3 separate regions of the Homo sapiens genome follow, and regions 1 and 2 are each linked to region 3. Evidence: chromatin contacts called from ENCODE Hi-C data. All regions are on one chromosome and are shown on one strand. The core of a region is the stretch at or near the end of the contact, and the rest is flanking DNA. Distances in the headings are between cores, read along the strand shown.

What was found. Hi-C counts contacts between places; a loop is a spot of excess contacts on that map. Pooled maps may share reads with other maps.
Region 1: a map of ovary shows a loop between it and region 3 (2.0-fold over the local background). The contact joins the promoter of PRR23A here to the promoter of BPESC1 in region 3. A Hi-C loop is called at or near these places in 1 of 168 maps with a recorded cell type or tissue (ovary).
Region 2: a map of HepG2 shows a loop between it and region 3 (2.6-fold over the local background). The contact joins the enhancer-like site here to the promoter of BPESC1 in region 3. A Hi-C loop is called at or near these places in 19 of 168 maps with a recorded cell type or tissue (Caco-2, Calu3, DLD1 and 15 more), 28 of 37 single-sample maps with no recorded cell type and 21 of 50 pooled maps.

What each region holds. Positions count from the first base shown.
Region 1 is chr3:139,003,019-139,007,877 of GRCh38, reverse strand. It overlaps PRR23A (proline rich 23A), which reads left to right and starts at 1,610. Exons shown (of 1, transcript NM_001134659.1): 1 at 1,610-3,916. The coding sequence starts at 1,610. The coding sequence ends at 2,410.
Region 2 is chr3:139,199,785-139,203,965 of GRCh38, reverse strand. No RefSeq gene overlaps it. Among named protein-coding and RNA genes, the nearest start is that of PISRT1, 32 kb to the left of the region's middle. RefSeq lists an enhancer at 4,176-4,181. Within about 2 kb of position 1,632, at least 2 of the 41 ENCODE cell types and tissues checked have a DNase peak (open chromatin) inside an H3K27ac peak, as active enhancers do; they include HCT116 and Panc1, where a contact is called at or near this core.
Region 3 is chr3:139,101,186-139,106,071 of GRCh38, reverse strand. It overlaps BPESC1 (blepharophimosis, epicanthus inversus and ptosis candidate 1), which reads right to left and starts at 1,887. Exons shown (of 3, transcript NR_026783.3): 1 at 1-1,887.

The sequences.
Region 1 (4,859 bases), core at 361-2,860, 98 kb after region 3:
TGAAAAGGTGCTCAACATCACTGATCATCAGACAAATGCAAATCAAAACTACAGTGAGATATCTTACCCCAGTTAAAATGGCTTTTATCCAAAAGACAGGAAATAACAAATGCTGGCAAGGATTTGGAGTAAAGGGAACCCTCGTACACTGTTGGTGGGAATGTAAACTCGTAAAAACCACTACGGAGAACAGTTTGGAGGTTCTGCAAAAATCTAAAAATAGAGCTACCATATGATCCAGCAATCTCACTGCCACGTACATAATCAAAAGAAAGAAAAGCAGAATATTGAAGACATATCTGTGCTCCCATGTTTATTGGAGTTTTATTCACAATAGCCAAGATTTGGAAGCAACCAAACTATCCATCAACAGATGAATGGATAAAGAAAATGTGGTACATATACACAATGGAGTACTATTCAGCCATAAAAAAGAATGAGATCCTGTCATTAGCAACAACATGGATGGAACTGGAGGTCATTATGTTAAGTGGAATAAGTCAGGCACAAAAAAACAAACTTCTCGTGTTCTCACTTATTTATGGCAGCTAAAAATTAAAACAATTGAACATATGGAGAGAGTAGAAGGATGGTTACCAGAAGCTGGGAAGGGTAGTGAGGGTGGGGGCAAATAGAAATGGTTAATAGGTACAAAAAAATAGAAAAAATGAATTAAAATCTAGTATCCGATAGCAGAACCGGGTGACTATAGTCAATAATAATTTAATTGTACAATTTAAAATAACTAAAAGAGTATAATTGGATTGTTTGTAACACAAAGGATAAATGCTTGAGAGGATGGATACCCCATTTACCATGATGTGATTACTACGTATTGCAGGCCTGTATCAAAGTATCTCATATAACCCATAAATATATATACCTACTATGTACCCACAAAAATTAAAGTTTACTTATCAAAGCAAAATTTTCATTTCTACTTTCTATCAGAAATGAAAGAACTTTTTAGAACCACGTAGGAAGGGTGGGGAAAGAGCAGTGAGTATGAGTTAAAGCTCTTTTTCATATATTCCTGGAAAATCTTAGAAGAGACATTGAGACGTAAGCTACTTATAAAAGTAAGCAAGCAGTTTTTGAAATTGTGTTTTGGCTTTTCTTTTCTTAACCAAGATAAAAGCAATTACCGCCATTGGGTCCCACGAGCACATCCAAGGAACCTTCCCCTACAGACACAAAGACACCCCTCCACCTCCCCACCTCCCCACCTCCGCACCTCGCTCTTGTTCTAATTGATCCAATCATCTCTAGGCCACGCCTACCGCAGAGCACTGTCGGGAGGCGGGGCCTATATTGACACATCCTGGTGCGCCGAGGTCACCTGACGTCCCACGTTATTAGTCATCGGACGTGCATCCGGGTCTGCGCCAGGAAGGCCCAAGATTCCATCGCGCGAGGCTCTCTCAGCAGCACGGACTGCGGTCTCCGGGAGGCGCCCCTGGAGCTCCCAGGACTCTCCCCGCGCCGCGCGGTCCTTCGCCCCTTCCGCCCCAACCCGCCTCGCCTAGCACCGACACCTGTTACCTCAAAAAGGACTTCGCTGCCCGCGCTCCCTACGTCCTCTGCTAGGCCCAAGAGCGCCGTCGAGGCTATGGGCAGCCGGCCCCGCAGCCCCAGCGCCTTCCCTGCGCCCTGGTGGGGACAGCAGCCAGGAGGACCCGGCCCTGCCAAGCGCCTCCGATTGGAGGAGCCCGCGGGCCCCGAACCCCGCGTGGCGCCCAGCCTGGAAGACCCGGCGGGTACCCCGGCCGTGGGCGCGCTCACCTCCATAGTGGTCCTGGCCGCGGGCTGTGCCCTGCGTGTGCCCCTGGACGACGTCGACCTGGTGCTGGAGCTCCCGCCAACGTCGATCCTGCGAGTGTCTCTCGATGGACACACCCTCATCCTGATCCCAGAGGTCCTCCTGAGCTCTGTCGACGAACGCTCAGGAGCGCAGGACGACTCGTCTGCTGGGCTGGAAGTGGACGTTTTCCTGGGCGCTCTCAGGGAGGACGTCGTCGTTGAGCAGGAAGTCTTCTGCGCATCTGTCCCAGAGATCGCCGCCCAGGAAGAGGCCTACGAGGAGGACGCGGACCCCGAGTTTCCGGAGCTCCAGATGGACTCCGCAGCCGGCTCAGCCGCTGGGCTCTACTCCTCCGCCAGAAGTATGTTCAGCCCCTACCGGGAGGGCCCCATCCCAGAACCCTGTGCTCTGGCCCCCAACCCCAGTTCAGAGGGACACTCTCCAGGCCCCTTCTTCGACCCGGAATTCCGCCTTCTGGAGCCTGTCCCCAGCTCACCTCTCCAACCTCTACCTCCCTCTCCGCGCGTGGGGAGTCCAGGTCCCCACGCGCACCCGCCGCTCCCGAAACGCCCTCCGTGCAAGGCCCGCAGACGACTGTTCCAGGAATGAACTGCTTCCCACAATCCCTTGCCACCGGCTGCGGGTTCTTGTGGATCCTCCAAGACTCACTGTGAGGACTTGCCACAGCCCGGAAATGCAGCATCTTCATTCATCGACAGCGGGCAGTTGGATTACTGTTGTTTGGGTGGGTTGGTTGGTTGGCTGGCTGGCTGGTTGGTTTTTTGGCAGAATTCCTTGGTAAGTGGCAGGCAAGGACATGAAAAAAGAAAAGCAGATTCTGGTAAGCACCTTTACCAAGAAGAGTAGACCACACATAACCAGTCATGGATTTTCAGATCCCTTGCCTTTGCTGCAGGAGCTGTTACTTCTGCCTTTGTCACCTTCAGCCAACTGTATCCTCAGTTTCACCCCTACTCTTGCTTAAAGCTCCCTTCAGTTTTCTTTAAAATTCCCCCCTTTTTTTTTATCACTTCCATACACCTATCCGTTCTCTCCAATCCAGATCATTGTCTTTCCTTCTTTTTGCAGTTAGGAATTTACCTATACGATTTCTCCCAACATCCTCTGAGGTGCTTCTGACCACTGATTTTATTTTCCACTTGCTCTCCTTAACTCCTTTTCCTGGACCTGGACAATCAAGATAAATGCATATTAGATTAGATAGTAAACAAACAACATTCAAATGTAATGAATGCACTGGACCTTTTGGAAGTGTTTCTGCAAATAAGAATTTAAGGGCCGGGCGCGATGGCTCACGCCTGTAATCCCAGCACTTTGGGAGGCCGAGGCGTGTGGATCACCTGCAGTCAGGAGTTCGAGACTAGCCTGGCCAACATGGCGAAACTCCGTCTCTACTAAAAATACGAAAATTAGCCGGGCATGGTGGCGTGTGCCTGTAATCCCAGCTACTAGCAGGGATGAGGCAGGAGGAGTGCTTGAACCTGAGAGGCAGAGGTTGCAATGAGCCGAGATCGTGCCATTGCACTCCAGCCTGGGCAACAGAGTGAGACTCCATCTCAAAAAAAAAAAAAAGAAAACGAAAAAACAATTTAAAAATTAGTGAAAGCAATATTTAATGAGGGAAAGTAGGAAGTTGTGACACTTTCATTCCAGCAGCATCTTGTACAATGACATATTCTATGTACTTTAACCAATGGGTATTCCTGAATTTCAGGGCAGTGTGGGCTTCATCTTGATTTCCTCTCAGGGGTACTCACTCACCTTCACCGCATGGACATTTGGTCTAATTTATTTTTGAGAGTTTTTTTCATGCTCTTGAGTCCATCACCCTGAATTGGCAGTCGTTATTTCTTAGTATTATTTCCTTAATGTCTTTTTAACTATAAAGGAAAGGAAATATTACAGATAATGTTGTCATATCCTTTGATCCCCACTCTTCTCCCCCATTCCCAGGGGATTCACATCATGACACAAAGTTGATGGATATCATTCTAGTCAATATATGAAAGCTACATATACATATATATATGTATAGATATAAATAAGCAATGTTTATGTTGTTTTCTGGACAATTAAATTTACATAACTACCTCATATTCTCCAGTTTTTTTCTCAACTTTATTTTCGAGATGACATAAATATGTGTAGTAAATTTCTTCTAAAGATTCCAGTATCCATCATATGATTGTGATATTTGTTCTTTATTTATTTCTTTATTTGTTTATTTATTGGAGACAGGGTCTCATTCTGTCACCCTGGATGGAGTGCAGTGGCACAATGAGTGGGCTCAAGAGATCCTTTGCCTCAGCCTCCCAAGTAACTGGGACTACAGGTGCGCACTCCCACACCCACCTAAATTTAAAAAAAATTTTTTTTTTAGAGATGGAGTCTCACTATGTTGCCCAGGCTGGTTTCAAACTCCTGGCCTCAAGCAGTCCTCCTGACACAGCCTCCAAAAGTGCTGGAATTACAGGAGTGAGCTACCGCACCTGGCCTCAGATTTATTTTTATTTCTTTTTTGTTTTGGGGGGTTTTTTTTAGATACCAGGTCTCTCTCTATCACCCAGGTTGGAGTGTAATGGCACAATCATAGCTCACAACAGCTTTGAACTCCTAGGCTTAAGCAGTCCTCTCACCTAAGCCTCCCAAGTGGCAGGGACTACAGGCACAAACCACGATACCCAAATAATTTTTTTAATTTTTTGTGGAGAAGGAGTCTTGCTCGGTTGCCCAGGCTTGTCTTGAACTCCTGGGCTCAAGTGATCCTCCTGCCTTCCAAAATGCTGGGATTACAGGCATGAGCCACAGCACCTAGCCTCAGATTTCTTAAATATGACACCGAAAGCACAATCCTTAAAGAAATAATGTGATGACGGGCCTCATCCAAATGAAGAACTTTTGTTCTCCAAAGACACTGTTAAAATGAAAAGATAAGCCACAGATGGAAAAAAAACATATATTCACAACGCAAATATCTAATAAAGGACTTGTGTGTCCAGAATAACACTTTCAAAATTGAGTAAGAAAACTCTTTAAA
Region 2 (4,181 bases), core at 383-2,882, 98 kb before region 3:
TCCTGCCCAAGCTCCCTGCAGCAGGTCTAGTGCCCTTCCTCTGTCTCTCTTGCCTTCCAAGAGAGACCTGCCCTCCATGAGGGACACAGGGACAGTCAGTAGCTAGATCAGAGAGGTATGACGGGGTTGATGCAACTCTGGGCCTGAACCCAGCCAACTCTCCTGGCCTTTGGCAGATGACTGAGTCCAGCCTGAGTGGAAGAATTCCTGGGGACCCTTATAGAGAACACTGACCAGGCCCCAAAGCCCCCTTAGGAAAATGAATCTCCCTTTCACCACCTAAGAGAAGAGGAAGGTTGAGCCTCAGAGCACCGGATGGGGGATCAGCAAACATCCAGAATTCCCCCCACCCCAAGGCCTACCAGGGACATCCAACCTTCTCCCCAGCTAGAGGTGACCACCACCCCACCGCCCTTAGTCTGCACCCACCTTGTTCTAGGAGCCTGAAATTCTACCAATGAAATTCTTTCCATTGGGTTAAGTCTAATATGAATTAGCTAGATGTTTTCTTCAGGGTAATTCTGAAGGGGTTAGAGAAAGGATAAAGGGCCAGTGCATTCAAAAAGGATGACAAGGTGTCCAAACAATTGAAAGCAGAGTTTGGATTAAGTTTTCATAGAAAAATAACGTTTTAAATTATCTACTGATTTTCAACCAAACATCTCCAGGTGTAGATAATATCACAGGCAGGTAAGGCAGGTTAACCTCTTGATTGTCTAGTACCCTACACTCTCCTGTGTATACCTCAGGTTGAACACCCAGAACTCAGAATCAATTTCAGTACTAGAATCTCAGAAGCAGAAAGAATCTCAGGGATGATGCAATCTGGGGGTCACCACCTTCTCACCATAAAGGACTTCTCTTATTTTATCCCCTATATTTTAGGAATTCTAATGTCATCAAAGCCAATCAGTACTGTTGACTAGGATGGGCTAACCTCTGGGACCACATAGAATTGGTGCAATTTCAGCCAAATGCCAAACTGTCTTAGATAACCTGGTACTCCTCATTTTGGCAAAGCATTGGCTTTCTAATCAGCTTTACAAAATGCTCAAAACAGTCTCACACCACATTTATTGCCATTCACCAACCCAGAAGCATCTTGGGCCTGGCCTAGCTAACCTCAGGGACTGCCCAGCAACTCTGCACGGTGTACTGTGTGTAGCAGTCCTGAAACCACACACCATGTAGCTGCATGCCCTCCAAGAGAAAGTTGATATTGTGGCCATCAGCCCTGGGTGAGGACAGGGACTGGGGCTGGGGGAAGACCAGGCTTTCCCAGAGTTGTCTCCCTACAAAGTCATCCTGTCAACAAATGATCCCCAGTGGCCCAGGAGCTGTGACATCAGTTTGGTGCCTTTGATGTCAGTGGCTGCTGAATTTCACCTTACATCTGGTTTCCTGGCCAGGCTACTGAGAAAGGCCAGGTGGTGGGGCTCTGGAGCTGTCTGTCATCCAAGCTGACACATGACAGCCAGCCCGGGCTGAGCCTGAGAAAGCAGGATGTGGAGAACGAAAGTCAGTGACTATTCAGGGAACCCAAGTACAGCAAGGAGCATTCCTTTCGTTCCAGGAGAGACCAGGTCTGAGATGGCTCAGGCATACCCAGTCTGACCCCAGGGAAGGGCTACCTGAGGCTGAGGGGGTGTTGAGGGGAGGCCTCATGTGGCCCCTCCCTGCGGACAGAAACAGGAGGTCCATGTGGTGTGGTGTCAGGTGACTTCTCAGTCTTTCCTGAGGCTCATTTCCTACCCTGGGGTGGCACAGGACCCCTGTCCCCAGGTGCTTTGCCAACTTCCATTTTTCCCTGTTTTAAGTTTCCCAGGGAAGTTTGCTGTGTGTATCCTGCTCTTTGCTAGAAGGCAGGAAACTCGTTTTTAGAACCTAGATTTGCCCCACTCTCACTGTGTGACCTTGGAAAATCCCTTTTTATTCTCCAGGCCTTAGTTCCTCATCTATCTATCACAGGAGTGAACGAAGCAGGTGCGAGGCATATGAGGTAGACACATTTATTGTACACATTCTATGTATCTGTCATTTGATGTACTTTATTTCTTTTGATCTGCACAAAATTCTAATATTCATAGAACTTGACATTTTATTGACTTGATTTGCCAGACCCAGTGCTGGGCTTTTTACACGCATTAATTCAACTATTCCTCATAACAATCCCATAATGTAGACTCTATTATTATCTCCATTTTAGAGAGGAGACTGAGGCACAGAGCACTTAGATAACTTTCCAAGTCATACTGCTCATGAGGGAAGAGCCTGAACACAGGCAGCAAACCTCAGGGCAGCCATTTTCTGCTGCCTCATGAAGTTTATCTGTGACATCGTAATCATAAGAGCACCCTCTTCATGGGGGTGCTGGGAGTATTCAATGAGTGCTGAGAACTTAACATGTAGATGTGCTCAATGAAGGTGACCGATTTGTCTGCTATTATACTAAGGATCAGAGAGGTGAGGTGACAGACCCAGGCCTCCCAACCCTGGAGATGGTACCCACCCACCGCCCCTGCCTACCACTCCCTCCATTCATTTAGGTCAAGGCAACCCCAGACAAGGCCAGAAGGACAACCCGTCACCTGCTTGCTTTCCTCATTTCCAGTCATTAAATTTCTTTATCTGCCTTGGAGATTCTGCCTCAGCTTACTCTCTACTTCCAGGGTCAAAGGTCTCTACTTTTGACACAGGAATCTCACTCCCACTTGGTAGAGTGACTGATAACAGCTTAGTGTGAGATCCCTTGGTAGGAGCACATCAGTCCTACTGAAACAGGCACAGGAGTGAAGTTCCACGAGACAGCTCTCAGGAGCAGCCTAAGGAACAAGGCGGTGGGGACTGCTATACCCCCAGATCAGCCCTAGCTCTGGGGAATGATGGTGCCCTGGGCCACCACATCAAAGCACAGCATCTAGGAAGCCCTGAGTCTAGGAAGGGGTCTGGCCTTCAGTGTTTTGGTAAAGATTAGCCAGTTTGGGGTTTGAAAAACAAAACTTATTTTAAAAGGTCATGTTAAAAAGTAGAGGGAGAGAGAAAGAACTTAAAAATCCCAGAGTCACCCTCACAAGTAGGTTTTCTCCCAGATTTTTTCTGTAACAAATGTAAAAATATCATTTTGTTTTGAAAATTAAAATAATATTGTGGCTATGCTTTTGAATCTTTTTTTTTTTTTGGCCAAACTTTACATTGCCTGAAAATTTTCATGTTACCAAACAATTTCTAAAGTCTACTTTGTTGTGGCAGATACAACAAATTGACTACTTGACAGCATTTGGTTTTATGACCTCCTTCCTACTCCTCTAACTTTCTTATTAAAGAATCTGGAAAGCCAAAAATTCTTACTTTCCCAGACTCCTTTGCAGTTAGGAGTAGCCCTGGAACAGTTGCGGCCGATAGCTGAAAGCAGATATCACTGGGTGTGTCTTCAGGTAAAGTTCATAAAAATGGATAGACTCATGCCTTTTTGCCCTTTTCCTCTTTCCTCCCCTCCATCATGCTAAAGTCATACCTTCAGAGGAAGCCATCTTGTAACCTTAAGAATGAAAGTACAAAATTAGATGGAGTCTGGGTTCTTAATGATATTCTTGGGCTGCTGCATCAGCCTGAAATGATCTATTTCTGGACTTCTTATTGCAATAAATTAATCCATCTGTTAAAGCCCCTTTGGTCACATTCTTGGTTTCTTGAAGCTAAATGCAACCCTCAATGCACATTATATGAGTGTATCACAATGTAGCATTCCCTACTGACTTACTGCTACTATAAACAACATTGCCCTGAATATCCCCAAGATAAATTGCTATGTATTTCTTCAATTATTTACTTTGGCTTTATTCCTGGAAAAGAAATTATTAAGCCAAAGAGAAGGTAGTTTTCAGGGGGGTGGGGTTGTTTTGTTTTTTTACCTTTTGATGCATCTTTCACATGGCCATGCAGGCATGTCATGCCAACAACGTTTCTACCAGCTTTAAGTAAGTCAGGAGGACTTACAACACACTTCGTGAAGCAGGAGCTAAGTCAGCCACAGCCCATTAAGAAAGATTGCCCCAGCAAGGCCTGTCTGTGATCTGAGCTTTGCAGAAACCCCCTTAGGAAGGAAAAGGGCTGGTTCTGGCCACAGAAGAGCCTGCTGCTGCCTCTGCTACTGCAACTTTTGCAGGGACTCTCCATCCCCA
Region 3 (4,886 bases), core at 638-3,137:
CCCACCTTTATTGAGCACCCTACTATATGCCAGTTGGGAAAAATAAGATTTAAAACAAAAATTCTTCTAAGATACAAATAAAATGCCCACAGGAGAGTTCACCTCTAAGATACTACCAGTTACATTAGTGGGAATTTGTTTGGTCAGCTGCATTCCAGAGGGATAGCTGGTTCAGAGGAGGGCTTGGAGAGGAAGAACCCTGGCAGAAGAAAGAGAGGATTCTGCATGCGGGGACATGGAAGAGGAAGACAAGCCCGAATGTGGCTCTGGGCAAAGGTGAGAATCTGGGGGCTCGGGGAGTAAACAGGAGGTGCCAAGAGGCTGGGCAGGGGCACACGAAGGGAGGGACCACACAGGGAAGATCCACCTCACCATTACCTAACATCACCTCCAGGACAAGCCCTGCATTACATATTTTCTACACATCAGCCCAATCAATCCTCATAGCCACACCAAGAGGTAAGCAGTGTTATGTCATCTCACAGAGGGGCAGCTGTGGCCGGAGGAACTGAGTGACCTGTCAGAGAACACAGGTGACTTGGATTCAAACACAGGCCTGTTGACACTCAGCCCTTTCCCAGCCCGGGGCTGCTTCCAGGGCAGCCTCCATCCAGACTCTGTGTGGGGACCTTCATGTCAGTAATTACAGGCTACAGCACAGCTTCCGACGCTGGTTTTAGGAAAGTGTGCTTGGCTTTCACCACAGAGAGCAGGAGGGAGCCACCACCTCCCGGGCTAATCTCACCAGTCAAGGCCTCGGGCCTTGCTTCACAATCAAAAGACCTTGAGAATAAAGGGGCAAGGGTGAAGAAAGTAAATAGTACACACACTCTTCACCAATTGCTCTTCCCAGCTTGGGATGGTGGTCAGTGCTGGTCACTAGCCATATCAAAACCAAAGGGCCGGAGGTGGGGGAAGACCCCAACGTGAAGGGCAGAGCCTAGAGGCCCCATTGGTCAGAGAGGGAAGGTTGCTGGGAGGAACTGTGCATAGCAAAAAAAAAAAAAAAAAAAAAAAAAACTCTTTCCCTCCACTCTCTCCACAGAACTCTTGCCCCTCTCAACCCCATCGGTCACACATAAGCAGCTGTGGTGGCAGGGGCAGCAGCAGGACAAGGTAGCTCTCCATTGTCCTGCCTGTCTCCAGACAAGAGTGTTTGTTGAGAATGGGCAGAAAGGCCAGGCCCCAGCTCCCAGAGGGGCTATCAGGATGTGGGGACAGCAGAGGGGATGCTCAGAGAAGCTGGAGCTCAAAGAAATCAACCCAAGGACTGAGCAGCATGGCCAGATCCCATGTTTTGGGATCCCTGCTAGGGAAGCCAAGGCCACACAAGGAAGAGATTTTGTTCCAGCCACAGAGTGAGGAGGGGAGCTCTGGAGCAGGGCCCTCAGGCCTGGATACCTCCACACAGTCCTGCAAATCGTGTTTCTCGTTGTCTGATGGTATCCCAAGCCCACTCCCTCCAAATCCACTGGGTAGAAAAGGGATAAAGAAGGTATGCAAAGGATATGGGGGGCTTGAGTAGCCCCAAGGATGTGTCTCTCCCTCACTCCCAAGATTTGTGATTTGATCTCTTCCTCCCATATTCCATGGATGTGGTCATGGACCGGAAGCTGAGTTCCTAGTCCCACCCACCCTTTCTCAGTCACTGACAGAGAACAAATGGGAGTCCAGAGGAGGGGTGGAGAGAACCCAGGTGCTTGCAGTATGCAGACCTGCATTTAAATTCAGGCTCCATACCTGCTGGCGCTCTGCCCTTAAGTCACCTTGGCTGTTTCCTCTTCTGTAAAACAGGGGACAGTAAAAGCAACTGCTTCAAAGGACTGCGAAAGGACCCAACAGGCCACGTGCCACGAGCACACAGCAACGTGTTCCTCTTCTTCCTTTCTGTGAAGAAACTCCCCTTCCCACCCACCCACCCATGCAGTCCCTTAGCTTTCAGCAAACACCTCTACAGATTCTTCCATCAGTCACAACTTGGCTTCAGCATATAATATCAAGATCCAATAACAATAACAAAAAGAATCCAACACAAGCACATCTTTGATGAGCCCCTCTGTGGGTCAAGTCATACAAGGGGTGTGAGGATGCTAATAATCTGGTTGGGGAGACCACAGCATCAGCGGGCATATAGCAGACCCTTCAGAAAACTGACCAATGGCTCACATAGCCAGTTGACAGTCACTCTTATCCTCATTCTCCTGTTTTCACAATAGGCTGTCACACCCAGAGAACGTGGGGCAGAGAGACTTTAACGGACTTGCTTGAGGTCACCACAGCAGGCTGGTGCCAGAGATCAGGGCAGAGTGGGTTTATTAACAGACTTATCCCTGGCTTGGAGATCAAAATGGCTTGAATTCTCATCAAAAAGGCTGTGTGACCTTGAGCAGGATACTTAACCTCTCTGAACATCAGTTTCTTCTGCAAAATGAGGTGACACCTTTGTCCCAGAATAGAAGTGAGGTCAAGTGTGGTGTGAGGCACTTGGAGGGGCTTAGCGCCTGCCCACCCTAACCCCATCTAAAGTAGCCAGAGGATGGTGACGCAATTAAAAAGGCATGAAGTGCCAGACAGCAAGGTTCAGTTCTAGAATATCCTTAGAAGAGCAGCAAGAAAATAGAAAACCACACAGGAGCTTGTTTTCAAAGACAAAGAAAAATATGATTAAGCAGTCCTGAGAATGGTGTTATAAAAGAATGAAAATATTTTCCTTACTAGGGCATTTGTAGGTTAACAGCTGATAGGGAGGTGGGAGCGGCCACCACAAGGCCACCAGGCACTTCCAGCACCACAGTGTGAGGATCCTTGTGGAGGATCCAGAGCTAGGACCAAGCAGCCCCAAAGGCCAGCTGTGTAAGGGAGCTGTGTTGTTTTAGGGCCTCTGTTTTCCAGCCTGTGAAATGGGACTGCCCCATGTCCCCACGTCTGTCCAGCCATGGCTCCTTTCTATTGATAAACTGGACTACAGCCACTGTAATTGCCATCTCAAGGTCAGGTGGAGGGAGATGGTATAGCTGATATAGGCTCAGAAAGGTTAAGGATTGCTCCTGAAGTCACACAGCTGAGAGAGGTATGGCGAGACTGCATCAAAGCCAGAGTGGTCCCACTCTGCCACATGGTGTCCCCATCTGGGGGGACTTCGCATTCATTCCGCCCCATGAGCAGTACTGAGATGAGCCAGACATCCTCTGGCCCATAAGCAAGCTCTCCCAGCAACTCCAATCCCACCTCTCACTTGGGGGCCAGCATACCTAGTCCTGTCAGCTCTACCTCTCTCCCTGCACCTGACATAACATGTGGGAATTTCCTTTTGGTCCTCACCCTTGCTCCCTCTGCTCAGGCAACCATGACTGGTTTCCTGCTCCTCTCAAATTCCTTTCCTTCCTCGCACCTTCTCTTTCCCACTGCTGCTGGCCTGACCCAACTCCCCACATCTGGTTCCTGGGTCACAGCAAGCACCCTCCTGACCTTGCACACTCTTTCTGCCCCTCCATGATTCCCCCACCGAAATCAGCTTCTGCAGAGCACCACTAAGCTATGGCCCCTTCCACCCACATACCACCCCTCCCCTTGGAATCCTCCTGCACATCCCCACACCCGCCAACTATCTGATACAGTTCATAGCTTTTCACATGTGCTTACAGCCTGTCAGTGTACCAACATTCTCCCCAGATGCACACAGTAGTTGCTCAATATGCACGTTGATGATATCTACTTTTGCACACTGGTCTGATTTACATCACTGGGATACCCTTTTGCTTGCAGGTTCTACCCAGAGCTCTGAGGGTCTTTCACCCAGCAGGGGCCAGTCCCACAGCGTGTGCCCCCACAGCTCACTCTGATCCATCCTGGGTCCTGCCACTCCTGGGTCTTCCAACCAGGCTCTCATAACGGATCATACCTGCTCTGAGGGGAGTTCACAGTTTAACTAAAGGGACTCAGAGAGGGCCCCTCCCTTGTCCCAAGAGGAGAGCCCCACTCCCCTTTTCCCAGACTAATTTACTGACCTCTGAACTGTAGGAGTGCAGGGTGCTCCACCCCCACTCCACCTTAGGACACAGGCTTACAAAACTTAAAACACTTCTGTGTCCTCAAGATAATCTTGGGGAGGAAACTGAGGCTCTGAGAGGGGTGTGCTCTAGTTGCCCAGGGCCCCAGTTCAAATCTTGGTTGTTGGTTGTTCTGACCCTTTCCATTACACCATCCCATTCCTCTCCATCCAAATCTCCTTGGAGGGGATGGCAATTAACCCTCAGTCCCTCAGAGGACCACCAGCTGCAGATCCTAAGAATCAGGAAGGTACAGTACCAAAGGCCTTTCCATGACATCTCCAGTTTTCCCAGGTCCACCTCAGAGGGACTCTGTCAGGTAACCACCACCCAGGAGCAGCTGCAGGTGCTTGAAAAGGTCTCCCTGCTGGTGTGATGGTGACCAGGGGACAGGAAAAACACTGTCTTCTAGGAGCACAGATGCATTCCCCTCCCCTCTCTGCAGGTGGCCCCTGGGTAGCACTCCCAGGGGGCTAGGGGGAGGATCTGTGAGAGAAGCTGCCTGTTAAAGTGAGCAGGGGCCATGGGCAGAAGGTCTTTTGTCTACCCTCTCTGTGCTGCACGTGCAGTCACAGGCAGGGGAGGAATTGGGAGACGCTCTGAGTGCTTTGAAATATTCAAGCAATGAGACCTTCCTGAGCAACAGCTGCCACTTTGACACTTATAGAAAGTGCCCAGGCCTAAGCTGCGCAGATCAGAGCTGGGCCCCTGACGGCCTACAGTCAGGTGGGCGCAGTCAAAGCAGGCATTTCTGCTTCAGGCAGCAATCTGGGTCTTCGAGGAGCTGGCTGGAGGATCTGCAGCCCACCATGCAGCAATCTATATCACTGCCATGGT